Regions from separate parts of the Homo sapiens genome. Here region 1 is linked to region 2. Evidence: read pairs that join two places in POLR2A ChIA-PET (ENCODE). Cell type or tissue: Caco-2. All regions are shown on one strand.

Region 1 (5,000 bases), 120 kb before region 2:
TGGAGCTCACTTCCATCTGCAGTGACCTTTGGGAGAGGAGGGGCAGAGGCCAGATGGAATCCAGTCTTCTCTGCTGCAGGCTTCCCTTGTGATCTTTTTCCACATTCTCAGGCCAGGGCATCTTTCCCTGGAATTTGGAGAGGATTCAGTGTCCTCTTTTAGTTGAGGATCTTAGCAGATCTTGAGTCATTTTTGAGTTCTTGATGATGATGTTAGCAGAGAAAAATGCAGTGCTGTTAGAAGTTTTTAAAGCTCTCATACCTTAGTATTGAGTAGGTCTCAGGTTGTCACTCATGATTCATTGACTCAACAAACACTAAAGAAAGGTAAACATTTGGTGAAGACACTATCCTTGTCCTCAAGGAGCATGGAATCTGGAGTGGACAAAGGAACACAGATGGGACCCAGGGAGCTTTGGTGTTGAGGTCCTCTTTTAGGGTCCTCTGCCGCTTGGCTATTTTGCTCCTGGAAGGAAGAAGGAAGGTTGTGACCGGTGCAGATGGAGTTTGTAGGAAGGTGTCAAGACTGAAGTCAGCCTTCTGGGTAGTAGAAACATACTGGGACCTACTTATCTATTACACTCCTTTTGCAAGATTCAGAAACCGGATGTTTAATATGGCTGTTATTCATGGGAGTAGTGATAGGATATTTCTCTTGTAAAGATTCTGGGTAGTGGCAGAAGAAATTACCATGAATGAGATACATGCAGTGAGAATTGTGGGTCAGGACTCCAAGGAACAGGCTAGAGAGATGGGATGGGAGGCTTTTTAGTTTTATGGTAATGTAGCTATTGACAACCTAAGGACTCCTAAAATTAGCATTTTGTAGCTATATGCAGGTAATTTCCTTTTAAGCTAACTAGGGAAAACAGGGCATTTAAGAGATTTATTTCTCTTGGAATTTAGAATACGCTCCATAGGTGCAAAGATCCCCAAAATATGCAAGGAGTTGGATCTTGACGATGTCCTTAATTAACTCCAGAAGCCATGTTAAGCTTGTTAAATAATATAGTATATTAACATATTAAATTTATATTAAGTAACATAGTATGCTATTATAGTTCTTTGTCTATCATAGTTGATATAGAATTGAAAATGAAACCAGTTTTCCTTAGAATTGAAAATGAAACCAGTTTTTGTGGAGTTCTAGATTAAAAATAATCTGAAATGATTGTGTGTACTGGGCATGAAAAGAAAATTCAGTCTTTTTTTAAGCTCCATAGAACACAAATTTGCATGGCACCATTCCTTGGGTTTTAGTGATTGTAAAAGATGCTGAATACTTAGCTTGGGGGCTTTTGGAAACAAGGTGACATTCTGCTGATTTGCAGTGGGGCTAATGATCATTGTTTCTAGAAAAACACCACTTTTTGAGTGCCAAGAAACATGCTAAAGTACTAAAGTTGGTTCTTAGATAAAGATGTGTACACTTGTGTTAGCCTTGATCTTTGTTTAGTTTTATCTTTTTTACTTATGCCATTCAGGACGTGTGTGGGTCATGTTAATCTCCTGGGTAAAGAAATGAGCAAGTATTTATTTGATTGGCAAACAAATAAGCATGCACATGTATTTTATAGATGCTTGAAAACTGTTTCCCACATATATCTGAACTGATAAATTTTAAATTTCGTACATGCATCAATTAAGTGAACACATTTGTTGAGTCCAAACACATTTGTTGAGTGCCAAGCACTGTGCTAGGTGCTTTGAGGAATCAGGATGAGTGAGACAGATCCTGTCCCATCTTGCCGACTGACTAATAGGAGAGAGAAGATTGCAAAATGAGCTTCATGTATACCTAATAGAAGATTGTATCATTGGAGAGTTATAAGTAAAGCGTTAAAGAGGTCTCAGGAGAGAGATTACCTCCAGTGGAGGGAATCAGAAAAAGGGTAATGAAGGAAATGTGAGAGATACAAATTATTCTAGATAGAGGGACCCGTAGGAGCACAGGCCTTGAGGAAGGAAATCATGGCGTGTACTTGGGAAACAGTGAGTAGTTGCGTCTGGTGTCATGTATGGAGGGTTAGAGGTACACAGATTCTGGTCACCCAGGGAGTGAGGAAGGCAGACAAGGCCAGGCTGTGGAGTGTTGACTTGATGCTTTGTTGTGGGTTTTCGAGCTGGAAGGCCTCAAGATTAGAACTTTGCTGTGGGAATACAGTGACTGTGTTGTCAGAGCTTAGTTGCTGGGGATTGGGTGGGATTAGAAAGCTGGGGGTTGAGGTGTTACTCAGGAGACTTTTGCCATAATTTAGGCAGCAGGTAATGAGGGCAGAAAGTAATGTGTAAGTTATGTGTAAGAAGTATTTTGGGACTAAGCTGATGTGTATTTGAACCTGATTAGATTAGGACATTTATTTATTCAATGAATTTTGATTAATAATCCTCCTTCCTCTCTCCACACAGTGAGCTTGGAGCTCCCTGGCCAGGTGAGGTCAAGAAGCAAGAGGCATTAACTATAGCCTTAGGTTTCAGCCGTGCGTGACTGTGCTGGGAGTGTGGTGATGCAGAAACCTGAGAACATCCAGCCCGTTACACAGGCCTTGAGAAGAGTGTAGAATTTATCTGGTCCTTCGCTTTCAGATAATTTCAGATAAACCATTGCAGACAGATGAGAATCTCATCTCCCCTTATAAACCACCAGCAGAGGAATGGATTAGCAGTGAGCTATTAGGGGGCCTTCATTTTTTAGAGAGTGTTTAGGGTAGAACAGACAGCTTTAAAAACCATTTATCTTGTCCTCTTTAAAATACTCAGTCATAATCAGTGTGCTTAATCATGAGGCCCCCGACCAGCTGTCTTCTCCACCACTGTCTTCAAAGCTGACATTTTGACTTCATATCAGTTTTCAGGAATGTCCTTTCCATGCTTCCCTTTGAAGGGAAAAATGAAAGAAGCCTTTAAAAATAGTAAGCTCATAAATAGTTATTTAGAGAGGGGATATAAAGTTAGGTAATTTATTTTGTTATGCCTTTTTGCACGTTTACTTTTTCCAGGTGAGAGAAAATAAATGTGCAATGGGGGCCCCGGTTCATTTTTAGATGTGAACTTCTTTCATATTTCCAAATAAAAGCTCAGTCACTGCATGGATTGATAAATTATAGATGGAAAACTGTTCTCAGTTTTCCTCCTCTTAGATTTCTTTGCTTCATGTGACCATAGATCTCTCTCTTCTCTTTGAAACTCCACCTTCCTTTGATATCCAAATACTGTCACCGCCACCTGTTATTTATCAATATAGTGACAACAGTTATAATGATAAGTCTTTCTTTGCACCCTTCTCTCTGTTTCATTATTTTCTCTTTCAGCTTCCTATTGTGGCCATCCCATAGAAAATGGGGACTTGCTGTTCTCCTTTCACTTTCAGAGAGTTGAGCTACTGCCTCTGTTCCAGTGACTCATTCCTAAGTCTTGATTTACATCTTTGACCAGGACATCTGTGAGGGTCAGGAGAAAGCTAGCTGGTGAAGAGAGAAGATGAGAGAAAAAGGTGGAGGATAAAGGAGAGTTTACCTCAAATGGAAGAAGATCTACAGGTCTTAGTAGAAGGCTTCAGAATAGAGAAGCATAGTAGGAGGTGAGGCTATGAAAGTGTTGAGCCTCCATTTCATGTTGGAAGGGAGGGAGTGCTCCTCAGCGTGAAACCTGCGGACAGGTTGGTGTGTCAACTGTTTATAACTGACCTGTGACAAGATGAGTTGTGCTTGAAGATGAATGGAAAAAAAAAAAAGTTGAGAATTCGTGTTTAGAAACTTTTAACAAATCGACAGGGTAACTTTAAATCTGTTGAATCTAGCAAAAATTTGGGGCTTATATTTTGTATGGGTTTGTTTTTTATTTCATTTATTAGTAATTGTCAAGATTATTTGTATTTTATAAAAGTATTGGTCCCCAGTGGCTTGGAGGAGAAAGAGGACCCTCACCACACATGGTTTGAGAGGTCCTGTTGTAGGTATGTGAAGATGGTAGTTGGAGGATGTTCCAGTTGAAGTGGTTGGTTTGGGCCCCAGAAACCAAGGGGTGTCAGGTTGGGAGGCATATGGATGCTCACCCGAGGCAAAGGGAGCCCTGATGACATGGTGTCCGGTGACTTGTGGGAGTCGCAGGGTGGAGGAAGGTGTTTGGACACCTGGGTACCCACACCCAGGTGAGGCCTAGCCCCAGCATTTGGTAGGAATGTGTGTATTCTCTGCTCGGTGAGGCCTTCTAGGCTGGGAAGGGTTCCCCACAGTCTGGGTAGGGCCGTAGGGCTGTCACCAGCAGTGTCATTTTGGCTCACTAGCCATGAATAGAGCACGACATCTTTCAGTATGACCCAGGCTTGCTTTTCATCGTTCGTTTGTCCCTGTTCTTTTCTACCTTGCCTCTGTCTAGACTTACTGCACAAGCCTTCCTGTTGGTTCTTTTCTTTTGTTTCTTAAATCCTTCTCTAATATTCTGACATAGAGAGTGATTCTTTCTGTTGCTGGCTTTCCTGGACCTCTTGTATTCTGAGTCGTGAACCTTCACATGGGTCTTTTCCTAATTCGGTCCCTTATCTGACAGTGGCTGGTTTGTCTTTCTTCAAAAGATGGTGTCATGATGGATGCCCAGCAAATGGTAACACCCGCAGAGTAGTAGAGAGTAGATTCGGGGACCCTGGGCTGGCAGCTCCATAATTCTTTCTCCCTTTTCTGCCAAAGAGACAGGATATTAAACCACTGAACTGGCGCGGTCCTGGGCTGCCTGCCAATGGAATATTTGGGGAGAGAATGGTGCAGCTTTTGTTTCTCTTGCCTTCTGTGGAGCCCTGGGGTGGATTCTGAAGGGATGTTTTCCCTCGCAGGAGTAACCCATTTGGTATTGAGAAAGCAGGAAAGCAAGTTTTCCTGTTACGAGCAGTGAACAAAAAGCAGAAAAGCAGGCAGCGGATGGCGATATCCTGTTGTAGAAGGCTTGCGGGAGCGAATGCAGACAAGTGCCCCTCATTCTTTCCGTGTCTTTAAGAAAAGCCAGGAG
Region 2 (5,000 bases):
AAACTCCTGTCCCATGTTACAATATGGATGGACCCTGAGGAGGTTATGCTCAGTGGATAAGCCAGTGACAGAAGGACAAATACTGTTCAATTCCACCTATGTAAGGTCCCTAAAGAATCAAATTCATTAGAGGCAGAAAGTAGAATGCTGGTTACTAGGGATGGAGGTGGGGAGCAATGGGGAGTTATTGTTCAATGGGAACAGAGACGCAGTTGGAAAGATGAAAAGAGTTTTGGAGATGGATGGTGGTGATGGTTGAAAAATGAGAATGTACTTAATGCCATTGAACTGTACACTTAAAAATGGTTAAGATGGTATATTTTGTGTTTTATGTATTTAAAATAATGATTTTTAAAAAGCATAGGATTTCGTTATAGGATTTCTGTGCTATATTTATGGGTGGGAAACTGTTGTCATCCTTAGAACTGTTTGCAAAATCAGGTTGAGGAGTGAGTCCTTAGGTGCTTTTCCCACTGATATTCATGGTGTATTACCTATATAAATGTCTTAGCAAGAGAATTGAAAAGAAAGGATAGGAGTGCAGGTCAAAGATTATTCAAAATTGACAATCCTAGAAATTTTACTTTTTGGAAATGTTTGAATACAGGAGAATCCTAGAGTGTTCTCAGCATTGTACAGAAAAATGTGGTTACTCTATTTCCCTTTCAATAACATCCTGAGTTTTATTTTTCCTCTGGTTCTTTTCCTCTTCTACTTACATGAGACTGATAATGATCTACAAATCACTGACATGGAGAGGAAGCTGTGCCTGCTGCTTACAAAGGCCTGGAAGTCCCTGATCTCATTTCCCATCTGTCCTTTTGAAAAGAAAAAAACTTATTTTTCACGATGTTTTGTCCTCACTCTTTTCTTATATAGAGCCAAAAGAAAAAAACCCTCAATACTTTGTTTTTGGCTTTTTATTGAAAAGTGTTCTTTTCATAAATTCCTCAAAATTCTCATCAGTAAGAATTCAGTGGCCAACAGTGTAACTTTCTGTGAACATTGTGGTTTGTGGGATATTAGTTCATGTCTAGGCTTAGACCTAACTGAAAAATCTGGATAAATTATATTTCTGGGCCGGGTGCAGTGGCTCACGCCTGTAATCCTAGCACTTTGGGAGGCTGAGGCGGGCAGATTACCTGAGGTCAGGAGTTTGAGACCAGCCTGGCCAACATGGTGAAACCCTGTCTCTACCAAAAATACAAAAATTATCTGGGCGTAGTGGCGGGCGCCTGTAATCCCAGCTACTTGGGAGGATGAGGCAGGACACTTGAACCCGGGAGGCGGAGGTTACAGTGAGCCAAGATTGTGCCACTGCAACCCCAGCCTAAGCAATGAGAGTGAAAGTCCGTCTCAAAAAAAAAAAAAAAAAAATTCTGAATAGACACATCTAAACCTTGAGGATATGAGAATTTTAATTCTAGTTCAAGTAATGCCTTTTACAGGAAATAGTGATTGATTTTTTTTTTTAATTATCATCACATAGTCCTTAAAAAGAAAAGCTTACTTTTCAGGTAGCACTGATCAGCTGAGCTTAAGGGTATATTTATTTAACTTATGTTTATTCTTAAACGACTTGTGAAAGGACTCAGCTTTGTGAGGTGCTTGGAATCATAAAGATAAGCTAGGATCCTTGCTTTCAAAATGCTCATAACTTAGGAGAGGAGATAAAGGTATGTCTTAATAAGCAGGGGACTAGGACCAGTGTCATGACATAAATCTAGTCCCATGGGAATCTACTGTGGCAGTATTATTTGAGAGTTTAGTGGAACACTCAAGTGCTGTCAGCTCTTGAAGTGGCTGGAAACGCAGAAGTCCAGCCCTGAGAGAAGTGTTTAAAAAGGAAGATCTGGACTCATCCACAGAAAAGTGAGACAGGCATGAAAGGGGCCGAGAGCATGACGGACTGAAGCCTGGGCTAGTGCCTTCATTTAGGAAAAAGCAGGGGAAGCAGAGACAGAAGTTAGGATAAGAACCAGGAAATGGAGAAGAAGAGTTGGAAGAAGGCAGGCAGAGAGGGCAGACAGTCTCTCCATGGCTAGGGAGGTCCCAGGAAAGGGCTGTGGAGTTGGTGACCAGGAAGGGGTAAAGAAGTGAGTGGGGAGACACAGGTTAGAGTAAGCTGGAAACAGAAAGAAGAAATCAGAGTGGCTCAGAGCAGTGACAAGGTCTGCGGGAGGTTTTACCAGGATTGGGAAAGCAAGAATGAGCTGAGAAGGGTGAAACCCAGGCATGGAGAAGAGATCGAAGATATAGGATAATGTGGTCTGAGTTTTGAAGCAGGGTTCCGCATGGGGTCTCTGGGGAGGGAATTGAGGGTCTTTTAGAGGAGGAGTTGAGGAAGGAGAAATACTGCCAGCTCCAAATGGAAGGAGAGCATTGCGTATTGAGAAGTGTAGCGGCAGATTGTGCTGAGGGAGCTAATGTCAGGCTGGCCTGGGGCAGGGGGAGCTTGGGTGAGTAAGGGTTTGGAAAGCAGGCCATGGAGAGTGGCAGGGGGAGTCAAGTCTCACCAGCTTGTTCTCCCCCTGTTGGAACCATCGCCACAGCCTTTGTCTGTCCCTCTTACCTGGATTAATGCGAGAGACTCCTCTCAAGTCTTCTGGGTTCTCTCCTTGCCCTCTTCCAGTCTGTCCTAACAGTGTAGCTAGAGAGACTGTTTAAAAAGTGAGTCAGAGGATATCATTCCTGTGTTCAGAATCCCCCAGCAAAGGCCTTACAGTGGCCCAAGGGTCCCTGTGATCTTGTTTCCCATTTACTCCCAGGCCTTCTCCCAGCCCGCCTCTCTCACCATCCGCTGTCTGTCTGCAGCCACACTGGCCTCTTTGGGCTCCTGTCTCCCCCGCGAGGCTTGGGACCTATCCTGTCCCTGGAAATTCTTTACCTGGCTATCTCTTGCCCCCTGCAAACCTTTTTCCAAATCTGACCTTTGCAATGAGGCTGTTGCTGACTGCTACAGCTCCACCCCTCTTTGGCCTTGCTGGTCCTCTCTACCTTGCTCTGATTTCTTTTTTTCTCTCCCTGTCTCTTAACAGCCTCTCACACTGGTATATGTTCTTGCTTCTTATGTAAACTCCAGGAGGCAGGGATCTTAGTTTTTAAGCATGTAGAACAAGTGGTAGATATTCAATAAATATTTGTAGAATTAAACAAATGAATTATCAACCAAGAGGGGGGTCTTTCCACTTAAGATTTCAGTGAAAACAATTAGCCTTGTTGGAAATGTCAGTCACCTGGGAATAGAGAAGAGAAAGCAGAGGATGGATGGCTGTGATGGTGGCAGGATGTAGGTGAGAGTGAGTGACCCAAGGTCCTAAAATGACCTCCCAGGGAGTCAAGGCTGGAGAGTCTTTGGAGGTGGACCCTGGACTGGGAAAAGAAGACACTAGAGGGCCCAGAGGAGGAAAGAGCAAAAATACTTGGTGTGGGGTAGTTTGAGGAGTACCAGGGCACACTCAGGGAAGGGACATGTCAGTGTCTGAGAGCTCACGGGAGGAAGGTGTAGTGACAACATGGACCATGGTGGAGTGACTTTAGACGGCTCTTGGGTGAGGAGAATCAGCATGTAACAAAGCATTAAATCATTTGGAAGAAATTCAGAAAATCGTAGATGTACATTCAGCCCACTTACCAGGCCTACTAAACGTCAATCAGATATAATATCAAATTGAAATACGAAGTTAAGGGTAGAGCTCTTCAAGTGGCTATTTTGAGCATTTAAGCTTGAGCTGGATTCCCAGGTCCCTGGAAGATGTATGTTATAAGCTTTCTTATTAGAAATATTGTAGGAAAAGGAAGTGATTTACAAACATTTAGAATCATTGTTTCCTTGACTGATTCATTTGTTCTTTAATTTGTTTAAAACCATCTTGCTTAGCTCACCAAACTTCAAGAAGATCAGCATTGGACTGTGCAAATTCAGTGTTATTTTCCTAAACTGAAGGAAGTGTTAAAGATGAAAACTGCTTCTGAAAAATATCTTCTATGCCTGAGTCCAAATCAGCAACCACAGAAACATATTGGGGAAGCATAATTAACTTTGTATTTGTGCCAGCCTTTCTAAATGAAGGTGGAGGCCTGATAGGCTAGGAGGATGATCTGGTCATGACCCCGCTGTCCTTAAGTGAGGTTCAGCTGATTGGCACCTCAAAGGGTTCTCCCGCCTTCCTCGCTGTTCCCAGGGTATCCCTCTGCATCCCCATGAACTGTTACAGGCAGGGGAGGGTGTGTGGGCAGCTGTGTCCCCATGTGCCCTGGCATAGGACTGTAGGGGATGTGATTGAACATGTTATGCGGGAGCAGGACACACACATGGAACACAGTGTAATGGTGCCCTCAGGAGCCAGAGAACTCAGCGGAACCATGATGCCTCCTGCTGAAACAGTTAGGGTACAAGATCAGTGTGTTGATTTTTATGCTTACAAAGTATTTCATCATTTTCTTTATTTTTTTTTTCCTCAGCCTGCTGAGGGTAGTAGCTTTTTTTTTTTTTTTTTTTCTCATATAGTGGACACTGTGACGTGATTTTTGCTCCATATTGTGCTCAGGAAAACCTAGGATTAAGTGGGTAGTTGACATTAACTACACATGTAACTAGAAGAAAGAGAGCACACACGTATGAAATACCACCTGTATACATCAAGTAAATGTAAGATGTTATTCTCTTATCCTGAATGAAGGATATTGATGAACCCAGTAGTCCATCATTGTATGTTTGTGTTCCCCATGAGAGGTCACATTCTTCTTTTCTTTTTAAAATAACATTTAGCTGACATTTTAAATATGTCAGAGAGAATGGTAAAATTCTACAATTGGTGGAATTGGATAAATGCAGACCATATTTGCAAACCAATGAGGCATAGAAGGACAATTTTATCTATGTGATTAGTGTATATGTCTTAGGATATTAAAGGTAATCAACAGGCATGGATAGAGGAAGATTTGAACTAAGGATGATATCTTCCGTCAGGGGTAGCTTAATCAGATGGAAATTTATG

What was found. ChIA-PET counts read pairs that join two places held together with the same protein. Peaks named below come from ENCODE experiments on the same cell type or tissue, not always from the same donor. Only the 100,000 strongest peaks of a DNase experiment are listed, where the experiment ranks them.
Region 1: POLR2A ChIA-PET joins it to region 2 with 9 read pairs; 2 of 35 experiments call an interaction of 5 or more read pairs at or near these places.

What each region holds. Positions count from the first base shown.
Region 1 is chr13:99,062,554-99,067,553 of GRCh38, reverse strand. It overlaps a transcript of DOCK9 not described here. Among named protein-coding and RNA genes, the nearest start is that of DOCK9-DT, 22 kb to the left of the region's middle. RefSeq lists an enhancer at 1-791. In Caco-2, no CTCF peak of the experiment used is centred here; DNase peaks (open chromatin) are centred at 63, 2,494 and 2,792.
Region 2 is chr13:98,943,884-98,948,883 of GRCh38, reverse strand. The region is part of intron 2 of DOCK9 (dedicator of cytokinesis 9); the gene reads left to right. Among named protein-coding and RNA genes, the nearest start is that of DOCK9, 32 kb to the left of the region's middle. In Caco-2, no CTCF peak of the experiment used is centred here; no DNase peak of the experiment used is centred here.